Regions from separate parts of the Homo sapiens genome. Here regions 2 and 3 are each linked to region 1. The links are chromatin contacts, found by Hi-C or POLR2A ChIA-PET in ENCODE. All regions are on one chromosome and are shown on one strand. The core of a region is the stretch at or near the end of the contact, and the rest is flanking DNA. Distances in the headings are between cores, read along the strand shown.

The links. Hi-C counts contacts between places; a loop is a spot of excess contacts on that map. ChIA-PET counts read pairs that join two places held with the same protein, here RNA polymerase II (POLR2A). Pooled maps may share reads with other maps.
Region 2: a loop to region 1 is called in a map of B cell, with 11 times the contacts of the local background. The contact joins the promoter of ZFYVE26 here to the promoter of ZBTB1 in region 1. A Hi-C loop is called at or near these places in 1 of 168 maps with a recorded cell type or tissue (B cell), 1 of 37 single-sample maps with no recorded cell type and 7 of 50 pooled maps.
Region 3: a loop to region 1 is called in a pooled map, with 9 times the contacts of the local background. The contact joins the promoter of PRKCH-AS1 here to the promoter of ZBTB1 in region 1. A Hi-C loop is called at or near these places in 1 of 37 single-sample maps with no recorded cell type and 8 of 50 pooled maps. POLR2A ChIA-PET finds 5 or more read pairs at or near these places in 1 of 52 experiments (activated CD4-positive, alpha-beta T cell).

What each region holds. Positions count from the first base shown.
Region 1 is chr14:64,502,235-64,507,055 of GRCh38, forward strand. It overlaps ZBTB1 (zinc finger and BTB domain containing 1), which reads left to right and starts at 2,536. Exons shown (of 2, transcript NM_001123329.2): 1 at 2,536-2,712. It overlaps ZBTB25 (zinc finger and BTB domain containing 25), which reads right to left and starts at 1,604. Exons shown (of 3, transcript NM_006977.5): 1 at 1,427-1,604. RefSeq lists enhancers at 736-855, 916-1,015, 1,786-1,875, 1,976-2,646 and silencers at 1,336-1,765, 2,366-2,625, 2,736-2,845.
Region 2 is chr14:67,814,050-67,818,870 of GRCh38, forward strand. It overlaps ZFYVE26 (zinc finger FYVE-type containing 26), which reads right to left and starts at 2,541. Exons shown (of 42, transcript NM_015346.4): 1 at 2,485-2,541; 2 at 1,721-1,997; 3 at 1-15. The coding sequence starts at 1,914. RefSeq lists enhancers at 2,753-2,922, 2,973-3,072.
Region 3 is chr14:61,320,250-61,325,070 of GRCh38, forward strand. It overlaps PRKCH-AS1 (PRKCH antisense RNA 1), which reads right to left and starts at 2,569. Exons shown (of 5, transcript NR_186042.1): 1 at 2,286-2,569. It overlaps PRKCH (protein kinase C eta), which reads left to right and starts at 1,330. Exons shown (of 14, transcript NM_006255.5): 1 at 1,330-2,215. The coding sequence starts at 1,853. RefSeq lists silencers at 1,123-1,392, 1,543-1,712 and enhancers at 1,674-2,218, 2,219-2,762.

The sequences.
Region 1 (4,821 bases), core at 1,286-3,785:
GACTGGACAAAAAAGGTGTTAGCAGGTTACGTGGGTTCCTTTCTGTTTTCTTCCTGACCACACCTTGATATTTCACTGACTGCCAGCTCTCAGAATTAATCTGTTCCATGTCATATCCCATCAGTGTTCTGTTCCCTATTAAGGAGTTGATGTCCGATAACGGATTCACGATTTACCCTTAACTAAAATATATCCAGATTGTTAAAGAAGACTTTGATGCCTTAACATAAGGAAGCAACCAATGCTGCAAATAATAGAGAACAGCAATGAAACTTTCAGGGGTGGCTGGGGGGTGTAGGCTTTTAGTTCCAAAAATACACCATAGGCGGCCTACCTCACCTAGAAATACCATCAAACCCACACAGTGGCCATGCCTGACTTCTCCATAACCTGAATCAAGCCAAGTATATATAATGACCTCCGCCGGATACATTCTCTACAGGTGAGTGGGGTAAACTGGCACTGCGGTCCTGGCATGGTGGAGAGTGCAATCACCAAGGTGTCTGGAGCCTTGGAGTCTTAGCTATCAAGAGGTGTAGCTAGCTCCAGCTACATCACGCTCTTCAGGCCTGGTGTCTTCTCTGTAAAACGAGAGGGATGAAACAGATTTTCTATAAGGCACCTCTCGGCTCTAAAATTTAAGATTCCAAAGTGTACTTTACATACATGACAGAATCTTGTGAGAGGATCAACAGCTCTGCCAGGACTTGAGTCTCAAGAGAAAGAATGCCAAATTTAATCCCTTGGGGTGATGCGGGCGCTAACTGTTGAAACATGCTAGGTGCCGTCAGGTTCCAGGTACTACGTTGTGCTATGCGCTGCCTCCGCAACTGGTAACAACTGATTACTCCAAATACTGAGTGCCAGAGAAGACGGTGATAAGATGGGTCAAGCTTCAAAAAGAAAAACCGGATATGCTTAGAACAAGATAAACATAATTTGAAGATAGAAAAGGGGGGGATGTCTTCTTGCCCTAGAAACGAGGTAATCACAAGCTGGGAGTGGAAACAGTAGCCGCAGCGTCCTCCCAGCATCTGGAAAGTCGCCCGCTCGTAAGAGGGGTCGGCGCTACCCGAGGGAGGCCGCAGGCCTACTGGGGTTTCCTGCTGGGGGTCGCACCCGGACCCGCGGCCGGGACGGCTCTGCACCTTCGCGGCACCCCGTGTGCCACCCTGAATCAGGCCCCGGCAGCCGCTCCTACGAGCAGCAAAGGGTGGTTCTGGGTATTGTCGGCCCAGCGCTCACTCGCGGATGTATTTTCCTCCTGTGCCCTGCCTGACATCTCAATCGGACCAAAAACACCCCTCTCCCCAGCTACTTGCATCTGTCCCGCGACTGGTGCAGCTGCAGGCCGCCGCCCTGGGTGGCTCGCGGCAGGAGGGACTGAGCCCGGGGCAGCCCACAGGGGCAGGACCGCGTCGCTTACCCAGATGCCGCCGCGGCGGCAGGCCGACTCCTCCGTGCAGGAGGGGCGGGCTCCCAAGCCGCGCACTGCAAGCAGTGGCGCCGGCTCACGCACCCCTCGGCCGCCTCTCGCGCGGCTTCCCGCGCCGGCAGCCCGCGATGGCCCCACGTGACCGCGTGTCTGGTAGCAGGGGAAAGAGGGGCGCCAGGGCCGGGGTGTGCGTGCGTGCGTGCGTGCGTACGTGCGCGCCCTCCCGCCCGCCCGCCTCAGTGGCCGGGCGGGGGTCGGCCCGCGCTCTGAGTGCCGCCGCCACAGTTCGCAGTTGTGACTCTGTAGGCGGAAGCATAGGGACAAGCCTGAGCGTCACAGGCTCCCCACAAACAACCGCGTGACCCGGGGACTTTCCCCAGGGTGTGCAAAAGCACAGGCACCCCCTCAGTTCTGGGGTGAAGGTGGGGGTGGGGAAGGATGCGCCCGCGTGTTCGCTGGGGAAGGGATGAGGGCGCGGGGCCAGGGAGGCCGAGCCGCGGGAGCCTGGGTGGAGAGGCGGACTGGGCGAGGTGGGGCATGGCGGGGGAAGTGACTCAGGGCCAGAGGCAGCAGGCCCACGGAAGGTGGGGTCGGGGGGGCGCGGGGACTGGGCGACCCTGAACCGACGGGGCAGGGCGAGGTTGCCGGAGCACTCGAGGCGGACCGCGAGTGACGGCCCAGCTGCTGGGCCCAACGGGCAGGGGTCTGACATCTGGACGGAGTGGGAAAGCAGCCTCGCATCCTGCCCTGGGGAGTCGGGAGGAGCCCAGTTCCATCCAGCTGTGCAAACAGGAGGAGGAGGAGGTCCCAAGCCTACCCTTGAGAGGGGCAAGAGGGGTGGTCAAGCCGCCGCCGCCGCGACGGCCCCCGCGGTGCGGGTTGCGCCAGCCTCCTCGGAGCTCGACGCAGAAACTTGTTGCAACAAACAGGCGACCGCGGGTGCCCCTAGCAGCCAGCGGCAGAGTGGGTGGGCGGGCGAGAGGGAGGGGAAGGCTGGCGGACGCCGCAGCGAACTGGTGGGCAGACCCGGAGTCGCCGCGTAAGCGGGGCCGGCTCAGTGCGGTGCGGCAGGCGCGGCTGTGCGGCAGCGGAAGTCCTTTGTTGCAGCACAGTCCCTGGCAGAGCCAGAGCCTCTCCGCGCAGCCCAGCCCGAGCGCCGAGCGCCGCGCGCCGCCGCCACTGCAGCTCGCGGCCCCTTCGCCTTCGCCCGCCTTTCCCGCGGCTGATTTGCCTTAAACTCCCTAAAATCTCCGCAGCTCTGGTTCCTGTTGCGGCCGGTAAGTATTTGCCAGTTGTGGGGCTATTTGCGCAACTTTGGCCCAGGCCGGAGGGCGACGGGCCGCGGGCCTGGCGGAGTGCGGGGCCGGAGGGGCGCCGATCCGTGCGGGGAGCCGGAGCGCGGCGGACGCGCTGCGAGGACCCGGTGACGGGCGGCTGCCAGGCCGCCTGCTTGTTGCCGGCGCGTCAGGTCCCGGGCGTGCGGCCTCCCTGAGTCGGAGGCGAAGCCCCTACGGAGACTAGTTCCCAAATTAGTTACCTTCTTTTCTTTCTTTCTCTGCCTTTATTTTTTTCGAGGGGGGAGGGGAGGTGTAGACGGGAGGCGGGAGAACCCGGTTGATTGACGTGCCTAGAGCCCGCTTCTCTCAACTTACAGCTGCGGCTCGGCGGCGGGTGGGAGGGGAAGTGTCCCGGAGCCCGAGGCTGCAGACTTGGGCGCGCTCCGAGGGAGGAGGCGTAAGATCCGTGCAAATTCTTGTTACGCTGTTTCCCACCCCCTCTCGCCGGCACACACGCTTTTTGTTCAGTAAAAAGTGGAAGGTCTGAGTTTGGGAATTTTAAGTGGAAAAGATCTGTTTCTTGGGAAGGGAGTGCTTTCGCTTGCAGCGGTGGGCGCTTACTAGAAGTTCGGTAAATGTGTTGGATGCAGATCGGGAGTCGTTACTACTAAAGTATGTAGGCAGGGTCTGAGCTCAGCCACCCCACCCAGTCTCCCTTTCTACCTAAGCAACGCGTGTACATGATCTGAAGGGTTGACATGACATTTTCTAAATTGGGCGAATCAGGAAGAGGTTGATGAAAATCCTTGACGTTTTCTGGGGATAGGACATTTGTGTGTGATAACGTTCTTAAGTCGAATTTCAGTGTGGCAGTGCACGCAGATTCTTCATTGGTGTTAGTGTATTTCCATACGGTATGTATCAGTACAAGAAATAGTGTTCCCTTTGACACTCGAACCCAAGGAGTGGTCCGAGGCTTTTTGAGGCAACGTAGGATCAATGTCTCTGAAGCAGATTTGGTGAAGGATGCAGGTCTCATAATTTACAGAGCAATCACAGCCTTCTTTGAAACGGAGAAATTAGATTCTATGAAATTTTGTCAGTGCAGATAGATATGATGTGGAGAAACGGGGAAAATTGAGTACAAAAAGATGAGGCTTGAATGATGGCTGGCCAACATTTGCTCAGAACCTCAAAACTTTGCTTTTGAATCACTTGCTGGATATCTAATAAAGTCTCAATAATAACTGGATGACTTTGGGAGCTAGAAAGGGGGTTCCTCCTCTTAAAGAAACAGGAAACTGGGCCGGGCGCAGTGGCTCACGCCTGTAATCCCAACACTTTGGGAGGCCGAGGCGGGTGGATCACCCGAGGTCAGGAGTTCGAGACCAGCCTGGCCAACATGGCGAAACCCCATCTCTACTAAAAGTACAAAAATTAGCCTGGCGTGGTGGCGGGCGCCTGTAATCCCAGCTACTCAGGAGGCTGAGGCAGGAGAATCGCTTGAACCTGGGAGGCGGAGGTTGCAGTGAGCCGAAATGGCGCCACTGCACTCCAGCCTGGGCAACAAGAGCGAGACTCTGTCTCAAAAAAACAAACAACAACAACAACAAAAACAGGAAACTGAAGCATAGTAGAGGTGAAATGCTTTTCCAAAGGTTAATAAACATAACGTCTACAGTAGAGTCTTCAGTTAACCTCTTACATTCGTTTTATGAGCAAGCAGGCTTTCTCCATTAATACCACATTTTCATGGTATTGAATAACTCAGGTTGAACAGTCTTTCCTGAAGCCTTTCTATTCTTCCCACTCCTAATACGATGGCCTACTTTTTTGGGGTTTTTGTGGGGAAGGGACTGGTGTATCATTGTCAGAGAAAAGAGAAACCATATTTAACCAGGGCCTTAGCAGGGCATGAGCACAGTCACAGCCACTTGCTCTTGACCTTGTGCTTTGATTTCAGTTTAACACTTCTAAATTTTTGTACTGCTTCCTCATTCTCCTCTTTTGCCAGGCTCTGGGGAAGATATAGTTCATCGACCTTTTTAAGAGTATCTCGTTTTCTTTGTAGCATCATTTCCCTTTCTAATGTGCAGGAGAAAAGAAGTA
Region 2 (4,821 bases), core at 1,291-3,790, 3.3 Mb after region 1:
ATGTCCTGCCCACATCTGAAAAAGGTAAAAAGAAAGACTTGTAAAAAAGAGTTTCTACTGATCTTTCATCTTTTGTCATCCAAGACAGATTTCATTGCTTATTCTGTTTTAAACCTGAACAGGCAAGACACTGCCCTAATGAGATATTTTTAAATGTATATGACAGTTCAGTAAAACATTGGAACCAGGCCAGGCAAGGTGGCTCACACCGGTAATCTCAGCACTTTGGGAGGCTGAGGTGGGTGGATCACCTGTGGTCACGAGTTCGAGACCAACCTGGCCAACATAATGAAACCCCATCTCTACTAAAAATACAAAAATTAGCCAAGTGCGGTGGCAGGCGCCTGTAGTCCCAGCTACTCGGGAGGCTGAGGCAGGAGAATCGCTTGAACCTGGGAGGCGGAGGTTGCAGTGAGCCTAGATCATGCCACTGCACTCCAGCCTGGGTGACAGAGCAAGACTCTGTCTCCAAAACAAACAAACAAACAAACAAACAAACAAACAAATCAGAACCAGAACAGAGCTAGCAGCTTTCATAAAAAGCCTTAATCTCACCTCCACCTCCTTATCTTAGTTTAAAATAAAATAATATTCGAGAAAACCATAATAGCTAATACTATCTGAAGCATATTTTTAATACAGAAAGTGAATCAGACAGTCTTAAAAAAGGAACTTCATACAAATTTATTTTTAACTATATGCTAAAAACAGGACTTTAGGAATTCATAAGCCTTTCTTTGAAGTTAGGAATTTAGACGGTAACTGGCTAGATCTCAAATTAAAGGAGAAAAAGAAAAGGAAGGGATCACTTAAGTTTCTCCATCGTATATGTGCTAATACAATATGTAAACAGTATAGCATAACAGTCAAAGGAAGGAAAACCCAAGGAAAGACTTAAAACGGTACATTTGACTCCTACATCACCAGTGGTTACTAGCATCACCAGGAGGAACTTCATTGAAAATCAAGGATGGAGAACTGTGGTTGCCAGGGAACAAGGAGGGGTTGTTGTATAAATACAAAGAGGTAGCACCAAGGAGTGAGGGAATTCTTTTGTGGTAATGGAACAGTTCTGATCCTTATTACAGTGGGATTACATGAATCTATATATGGATAAAACTGCATAAAACTACAAATGAAAAAATGAAGGCAGATTAAGAAAATGCTGAAAACCAAATAAACTCTGTAGTGTCATTTAAAGTAATGTGCCAATGTCAATTTCATGGTTTTGATATTGTACTACAGCTGTATGAGACGTCGCAATTGGGGCAGACTGGGAAAAGGATACGCTGGACTCCATTATTTTTGCAGCTTCTTGTGAGACTGCAATTATTTCGAAATAAAAAGTTTTAAGTAAAGCGACAACAATATTTTCAATCTCATAAGCAAGAAGAGAGCAGGGTTTGCTTTTTTGGAGGCAAAGAAAATAGTTTTCAATGCAGTTCCACCATCTATATTAACGAGGATAAACAAGAAATGGCAGTTTCAGGCACACTTTGGCAGCCAGGCTTACATTCAGTTGCAGATGATAATCAAAAGCCAATATTGACTAAGTAATGGATGTATACTATAGAGGTAAAATTTCAGAGCACGTGAAATACACTGTGCCTCTGCTTATTCTTCAGAGGGTAGTTGAGTGGGGGCACATTGACCAATGCCCAAATATTGAACCACATGTCTCTCACCCTGGGACCGTCTGGTAGGAAAAGAGATCCCTTACCTCAGCAGATTTGGACACACCACCAATGCCTGAAGTATGTCTTCTACCCTCTTTGGGATATCCCCTTGTCCCTCCTGTAGCTGAGGTACACATGCCTGTGCCAGCTCCCATTCTCCCCTCCGCAGGCATTCGCAGAAAAATCCAAAAAGCTGCTTCTGCGAAGCAGCTTCCTCTTTTCCAAATGGATGATTCATTTTCCCAGCACAGAGTGCAGGGAGATACAAAGAAATGAGTTATGCCGAACACATTCTCAATGTTCTCATTCGCGGAGTACCTCCTAGAAACAACACAACGCCAGTGAGAAGAAACAGAAGGCACTGTATTAAGACAAAGCAGCAACTACTGGTCCGCCTGGGAAAGGCGGGACTTGCTTGCCTAAGTATCGTTTTCAGTTTAATTTCCCACGTTACTTTTTGAAAACACTTTCTTCAAGGGGTGGATCCCATCTCTTCACGCGGATTCCTATATTTAATAATATTAATAGTCATATTTGCTCCGGGCGCAGACCCATAACTCTACGTCCGTATTCCCTACTGAACGTTATGCCCAGTCTTGACTCCAAATCCCCAGGTGGTCGCCTCCTCAAGAATGAGAAATTCAGCAGGAACCTCCCTAGTTTGAGCCCTCTGTTAAGGCAGAGGATTGACGACCAGGAGACGAATCTGTGTCATAAGTGGAAAGCAGTGTGGGGGTGGGCCGCAGGGACGCTCTCTGCGGGGGTCGTGGAGAGGGGCCCCTCCCTCTCAGGGGTGTCTTACACTCACCTGCTCCCGGCGCCCAAAGCAATAGAGCTCTCAGCGCAGCCATGTTTGAGCCGAGTCAGGTGACAGAACCCACTCCGAACAGCGGTGGTGGGGGTGGTGACAAAGACTGAAAGCCCCACTCCTATTGGCTCAAGGCAGGGAAGATGAAAATTAAGTGCCATATTTGTTTGAGTCACGTGACGCCACCTCTCCGGGAGTAGGGAAAGCTAGAAAGCTCGGAAAGAGGAAATCAGCTACCTGGCTGCGGACCATCTCCCTCAATTGTGACAGCTCCGGCGCTCAATACTTTCAGTTCTGCATTCGGCCGAGCAGGTGGCAGGAAGAACTGTGACCCTGGATTTTTTTTTTTCTTCCACTCTCTTATCTCCTTAACATGTGAAGTCAACATTTATTGAACGCCAACCAGTGATGGTGTTTTGCCAGGCGCGGGGGATACCCGGAGCTAGGAGAACTGGGTTCTCCTCCATTATTATTCTATCTACTGGGCTCTTTTGTTCCGGAACTCTGCGGTCTGAATTTCCATATTCTTCTGCTTCACTCCATTCATTTATTTGCACATTTACCCTACAACTGTTAATTGAACGGTGTGCTAGGCTTTATTTTATTTTTTTAGAGACAGAGTCTCTCTGTCGCTGGAGTGCGGTGGTGTGATCTCGGCTCATGGCAGCCTCGAACTTCCTGGATCAAGTAATCCTTAAGCCTCAGCCTTCCTGTAGTAGCTGGGACTAGAGGCGCGCGCCACTACACCGGGCTTAGGCCCTATTCTCTAAGTTGAGTAAATGGAGGTCCTTCTTCTCAAGGGAGATGCAGGCCAAAAATTAGGAGACGGTGGGCTAAATTATAAGACAGAAGTATGCATAAGAGATCAGAGAGCAAAGAATGAGCAAAGGCTTTTTCGCAAACACAATAATCTGAAACCAAGTCTTTTGTTTTGAGACAGAGTCTCGCTCTGTCTCCCAGGCTGGAGTGCAATGGCGCGATCTCGGCTCGCTGCAACCTCCGTCTCCCGGGTTTAAGCGATTCTCCTGCCTCAGCCTCACTGTGTAGCTGGGATAAGCGATTCTTCTGCCTCAGCCTCACTGAGTAGCTGGGATTTACAGGCGCGCGCCACCACACCCGGCTAATTTTTGTATTTTTAATAGAGACAGGGGTTCACCATGTTGGCCAGGCTGGTCTCGAACTCCTGACCTCAGGCAATCCGCCCACCTCGGCCTCCCAAAGTTCTGGGATTACGGGCGTGAGCCACCGTTCCCAGCCTGAAACCAACTCTTGAAGTAACGGCTTACTAGGTTTGCTCACCACAGCTGCCTTACACCAAGCCTTTTGTTTGGTTTCCCTGGTGTGCTTTAATCACAGACTCTCAGCTTTCCTCACTATGTGTGTTTCAGGTTTAGTAATTTCATTCAGCATTTCCCAAACTATTTAATCACCAAAGGGTGGTGAAAAGAGCAAGTTAAAACAAACAAAACGTTTTCTTCCAAAAACTCTTCTGTGATTGGTGGATTGTCCTCGATTCCTGAGAAAAGTAACATGGCTTTCTGGCCCATTAAGGTTTTTTTTTTTTTTGAGGCAATGTCTGGCTCCTCTCACCTCAGCCTCCCAAGTAGCTGGGATCACAGGTGCCTGCCACCATGTCTGGCTAATTTTTGTATGTTTAGTAGAGGCGGGGTTTCGCCATGTTGGCCAGGCTGGTTTCGAAATCCTGAGCTCAAGTGATCTGCCTGCCTCAGCATTCCGAAGTGAAACCGCCTTTGCAAAATTATAACTGAGGAAATTATGACAGTGAAAGAAATCAGACCTAACCGACTCTATCTTGCTTCTAACCGTTAAGCTGTCCTTGTTCATTCCTGGGCGTAGGCTGAACTAACTTTGGGGAGGAATTCAGTTCATGGTTTGACTCTGAAACAAAATTGATAACAGCCCTTTCCGAAAAGACCCACTTCTTGCCTGGGGACCAGTCTGCCTTTGCAGGACTAACAAATTAGCTACAAGTTTAGAAATTACAGTTTAGAGGTCATGCAGCCTCTGGCTCCAAGAGTCTGAACCTCCCCAAATTGCTCCCGGGGGTGACATCACTATTGCAAGCCCTAAGATCAGTGCTTGAGATATTTTGTAGACCCTGCACTCCATGGATCAGCTGACACCACTCAGACCAGTAATTTGGCGCAACCAGTTTTGCCATCACACCCAGGAACAGAAGACATTAAGAAAACCTCACTTCGACCCCTTATGATTCCATCTCCAACCTGACCAATCAGCACTCCCCACTTCCTAAGCCCCTACCAGCCAAATTATTGGTAAAAACTCCGATCCGCAAATGCTCGGGACAACTGATTT
Region 3 (4,821 bases), core at 1,319-3,818, 3.2 Mb before region 1:
ATCTGCTCCGAGGGAACCAGTATAGCAAGACAGAATGTAATCAAGTATCTTAAGAGTGGCCTAGGCTTGGCTGGGTGCTGTGGCTCACGCCTGTAATCTCAGCACTTTGGGAGGCCGAGGCAGGCGAATCACTTGAGGTCGGGAGTTTGAGACCAGCCTGACCAACATGGAGAAACCCTGTCTCTACTAAAAATACAAAATTAGCCGGGCGTGGTGGCGCATGCCTGTAATTCCAGCTACTCGGGAGGCTGGGGCAGGTGAATCGCTCGAACCTGGGAGGCGGAGGTTGCGGTGAGCCGAGATGGCGCCATTGCACTCCAGCCTGGGCAACAAAAGCGAAACTCCGTCTCAAAAACAACAACAACAACAACAACAAAAAGTGGCCTAGGCTTTTTGGGGAACAAATTGGTTGTGGCTGGCCCTCAGGGAGCAAGCTTTGCGGCATAGCAGCGTAGGCTAAAAGGTCCTCCCCGGAGACAAAATCTGCAGGGACCACGGGGTGGGAAGCATCAGAAGGCTGCCCACTCTGACTGCAAATACAACAAGCTGGAGTGTTCCTAGAAGAGGCAATTTCTTCCGCGTGTGTGTTGGGGACAGCCTGTGTGTGTGAACATTTTCTGCCCTTGCCGCGCAGAGCTGGGTGGACCAGAAACCACCCGCAGAGGAAGAGACTTATTACCTCTTGGCCATGTCTGTCTCCAGAAGAACCGACCTTTCCTGCTCTATGTGCAACAAGACACACCTTCCGAGGAAGGAGGCGAACAGGATTTCCATCATTACTACTGCCCTATTAAAACACACACATACACACAACTGTGTAATTAGCCTCTGCAGGAAAGGCGCACAAACAGGATGCGTTCGAGCTGACCCCGGGATGAGCCATCCCTGTAAATATTAGGAAAAAGAACCTCCCCGCCGTGCCCCCGCCTCCGGCCAGGGCCTCTTGGGGATGGCCCTGCAGGGTCACCAGCCCACCGGGGAGGTTGGGAGAGAGGGGGCGGGCGACTCCTCGCCGCGCGGGTTCCTGGCTGGAGCGCCCTCCTCTGCGTCCTCCCAACCTTCCATCGCTCCCCAGGTCAGTCTACCACGCCTCAGGTGTTTGCTCGGGCTGGGCCACGAACCCTTTCCTTTTTGGCCTGCGCCCGGGGTGGCCCCTAACCCGCAGCGCACGGCCAGACCCAGCGCTACAAGGAGGGCGCGCAGGGCGGCGCAAGCGGGCACTGGCCTCCCGGGGGCTTGCGCGGGGATCCACCCACCGCAGGGCCGGGCCGCGGACCGCGGGCCACGCCCCTGGGGTCCGGAAGGCGCGGGAGCGGACGCGGGGGTTCTGTGAACTTGGAACCTGGCGGTGCGAGGTTCTCGCCGGGGATGCGGCGGCGGCAGCTGCTTCCTGGTTTGAAGCTCGCCGAGTGGGGGAGAGCGTGAGCCTTCGGAGGCGGGGGCAGGAGGAGAAGCAAGAGGAGGCGGGGGAAGAGACGCTTGGGGCTGGGGCTCACCGGACGGGTAGGTCCGGCTCTCCAGGGAGAGGAGCTGCCCGGCCCTGGAGAAGGGGCGAGTCCTGCGCGAGTCCCCGGGAGGCGCCGCGCGCTTGGAAGGGACGGTCGGGCTTCCCCGGCCCGCTGAGGGCTCGGCGGCGGGCTCCCCTCCTTTCCACCTCGGGAGGGAGGGAAGGAGGGGAGGGAAAAGTCCCACGGAGGAGGCAGAATGGCCAGTCGAGGGGCGCTTAGGCGCTGCCTTTCCCCAGGGCTGCCTCGACTCCTGCACCTGTCCCGAGGGCTGGCCTGAGACGGGACTCCCGGTTCTCCCGCTGCGAAGCAGCGCGGCCCCCCGGGGCCGGGGCAGCGGCGCCGGCATGTCGTCTGGCACCATGAAGTTCAATGGCTATTTGAGGGTCCGCATCGGTGAGGCAGTGGGGCTGCAGCCCACCCGCTGGTCCCTGCGCCACTCGCTCTTCAAGAAGGGCCACCAGCTGCTGGACCCCTATCTGACGGTGAGCGTGGACCAGGTGCGCGTGGGCCAGACCAGCACCAAGCAGAAGACCAACAAACCCACGTACAACGAGGAGTTTTGCGCTAACGTCACCGACGGCGGCCACCTCGAGTTGGCCGTCTTCCACGAGACGCCCCTGGGCTACGACCACTTCGTGGCCAACTGCACCCTGCAGTTCCAGGAGCTGCTGCGCACGACCGGCGCCTCGGACACCTTCGAGGGTTGGGTGAGTAGCGGTGACCCCTTCCCTTTGTGTCCACCCAACCCCCGTTCCCCTTATGTTTTTCAAAACTCACCCGGGTCCCGCTTTCCCATCGCTTTGTGGCTGAGGGAATTCCCTCCAGACTTTGGTCTTCGTCCACGTGGCCGCGGCACTGGTGACGCGACCGCGGTGGGTGTGTGCAGGCGCAGGTGTGTCTCCAGGAAGCCGGCCTGGACACGATCCCCTTTCAGGACAGCGGCTTGGCCTAACGGGAAGTCGGGCAGGGGTCCAGGGCGGTCACCCTTTCCGCCCAGTCTTTGGGTAAGGAGCTCCAACTTTCAGCACGAGAGTGATAGGTAGGAAAGGCAGGGAAGGAGTGATACAAAAGGGACTTGATTTGGGTAAAGTGCTTCAAGCGCTACTTAGGAGAAAGCCGTACATTCTCGCGAGTATTATTCATAATGTTTATGGATACATGTTGGTTCAGCCGCTCAGACGTGCACACGTGTTTCGGCTTGCACATCCCAGAGGTACATGAGCTACACTGGCAGGGAAATGAGCGCCTGGGTCTGCACGTTGGCAGTTTTATTATTTAGCATTTTTCCAAGGAGATGAGATTTACATATACTTGCAAGTAACTTAGTCAGTCCGAGGTGGGAGTCCTGCAGTGTGGGTTTCTGCTGCTATGGGTCTGAGAAGAGGCTGTAAGGACTCCTCAGGAGGTTGTTAACTGTCTTCCCTCCCCCCATCACCAGCCTGTGTTCCTGGGTATTGACGTGTAGCTACCCGCAGCTCTCCCCTTGCCTCTGCTTTTCACATAGTTCCCAGGAGGCATAATTTCTGCTGTAAATCAATTAAAACTTCTAGAGCGCTCTACACGGTGCTAACATGCTTTTACTGCCTAATCCTCACACTGTCTTTGTGATGCAGGTGTCATCGTTCCCACTTTGAGATGATGGAATGATAATTATAATAAAGTAGTCTGGTTTGGCAAAGTGGAGTACGCCATTTGAAGACTCTCAGGAGTTTAATAGTTTAAGTTCTGGAGGGAGTCAGTTTTGAACCCAATATCAGTATTGAAAATGTTTGAAATTTACAAGTGGTGAAATCAGATGGATGGTGATGAAGGCTCATTTAGGTATTTATTTTATACTTTGTGGAATTAGTAATTTTACCGTATATTTTCTAAAATTAAAGATGGCTTGTGGAGCTATTCCTTTCTTTTAAATAGAAGTACAAAAACCATAATGACTAACCTTAATCGTCAAATTATATTGAGTTAATTTCCCTTCAGCCTAATTTACTTTGTGGTACTTAGAAGTGGGGACTAGAGAGGAATTGCTAAAATACAGTTAGATATTTACATTTATCCTGTGAATTTCTGGAAATGAAATAGAAGTGAGTGTAGGCATCCAGATGGAATTGTTGAGTTCTATTAGTGTCTGATTAGGAGTTAGGTCGGGCAAAGCTCTAGAGGAACTAGGTTCTGAATTATGGTGGTGCAGATTGGCCAGTGGCCATGAGAAGCATCTCTTCCTGGAGATAGCCTAGACTCGTCCTTCTCAACCATAATCTTCCCACTTGAATCACCCAGGGACCTTTAAAAAATCCCCACTTTTAAAGATTCTAGATAGGAATCTCTGGCTGTGGGACCCCATCATCCGTACTTTTAGGCTCACCAGGTGATTCCAGTATGCAGTCGAGGTGGAGAACCTGCAGCCTACATGAAGACCAAAAGATGAGGACTTCTTGGTGTCATAAGTGTAGGAAGATCCACGTTATCTGACTAGGTGGCATGTACAGAGCTGCTTATTGTTCCACTGGATGAATATTCAGTGTAAATCAGATATCGATATTTATAATGGTCTGAAATAATTACACTTAGATGTTTAATATAACCCACTGGTGGTGTTTTGGAAAACGTTGAGTGGTTGGTAGGGAGGGTCAGCATTTAAATGACCTTGAAACCAGCAGTTTTTCATGCGTTTGCATGCATCAGAAGGCAGATTTTTTTTTTGTTGTTTTTTTTAAAAAGGTTTTGGGTATTTCAGAACTGTAAGGATATGGAACATAGGTTGGGCAGAGTGTTGTTTCTTTTCTTTTTAAAGAAAATCTTGTTAAAAAAATTTGGAAATATATGGAATGCATGCTTTTTTAAAAAAGTATCCTTTATAGGTTCAAAAATGCTTTAAAAAAATAGAGATGGGGTCTTGCTACCTTGTTGACCAGGCTGGTCTTGAACTTGTGGCCTCAAGCCATCCTCCCACTTCAACCTCCCAAAGTGCTGGGATTACAGGTGTGAGCCACTGCATCTGGCCCAAAGGTGCTTTTGAAGTTCAGGATTAAAGAAATACTTATTTATCTTTAGTATTTTAAATTGACATGTAGTTTATTCAGAGAGTTAAATGTGGAATAATTGAATTTACTCCATAATAAATTTATGGTTGCAAGTGGAACTACAGATTACTGACTTAAAAAAAAACTATTGAAGTTGCAGGTTCAAAAAACCCCCAAAACCTAGTGACTTAGTTTTTGCTAGATCCAGAGAAGCTCTTAGCTGTAGGTTATGGATGAGAGGATTCAATATGGTTAAGATCTCAATTCTTCCCAAAGTATTCAATAGGTTCAGT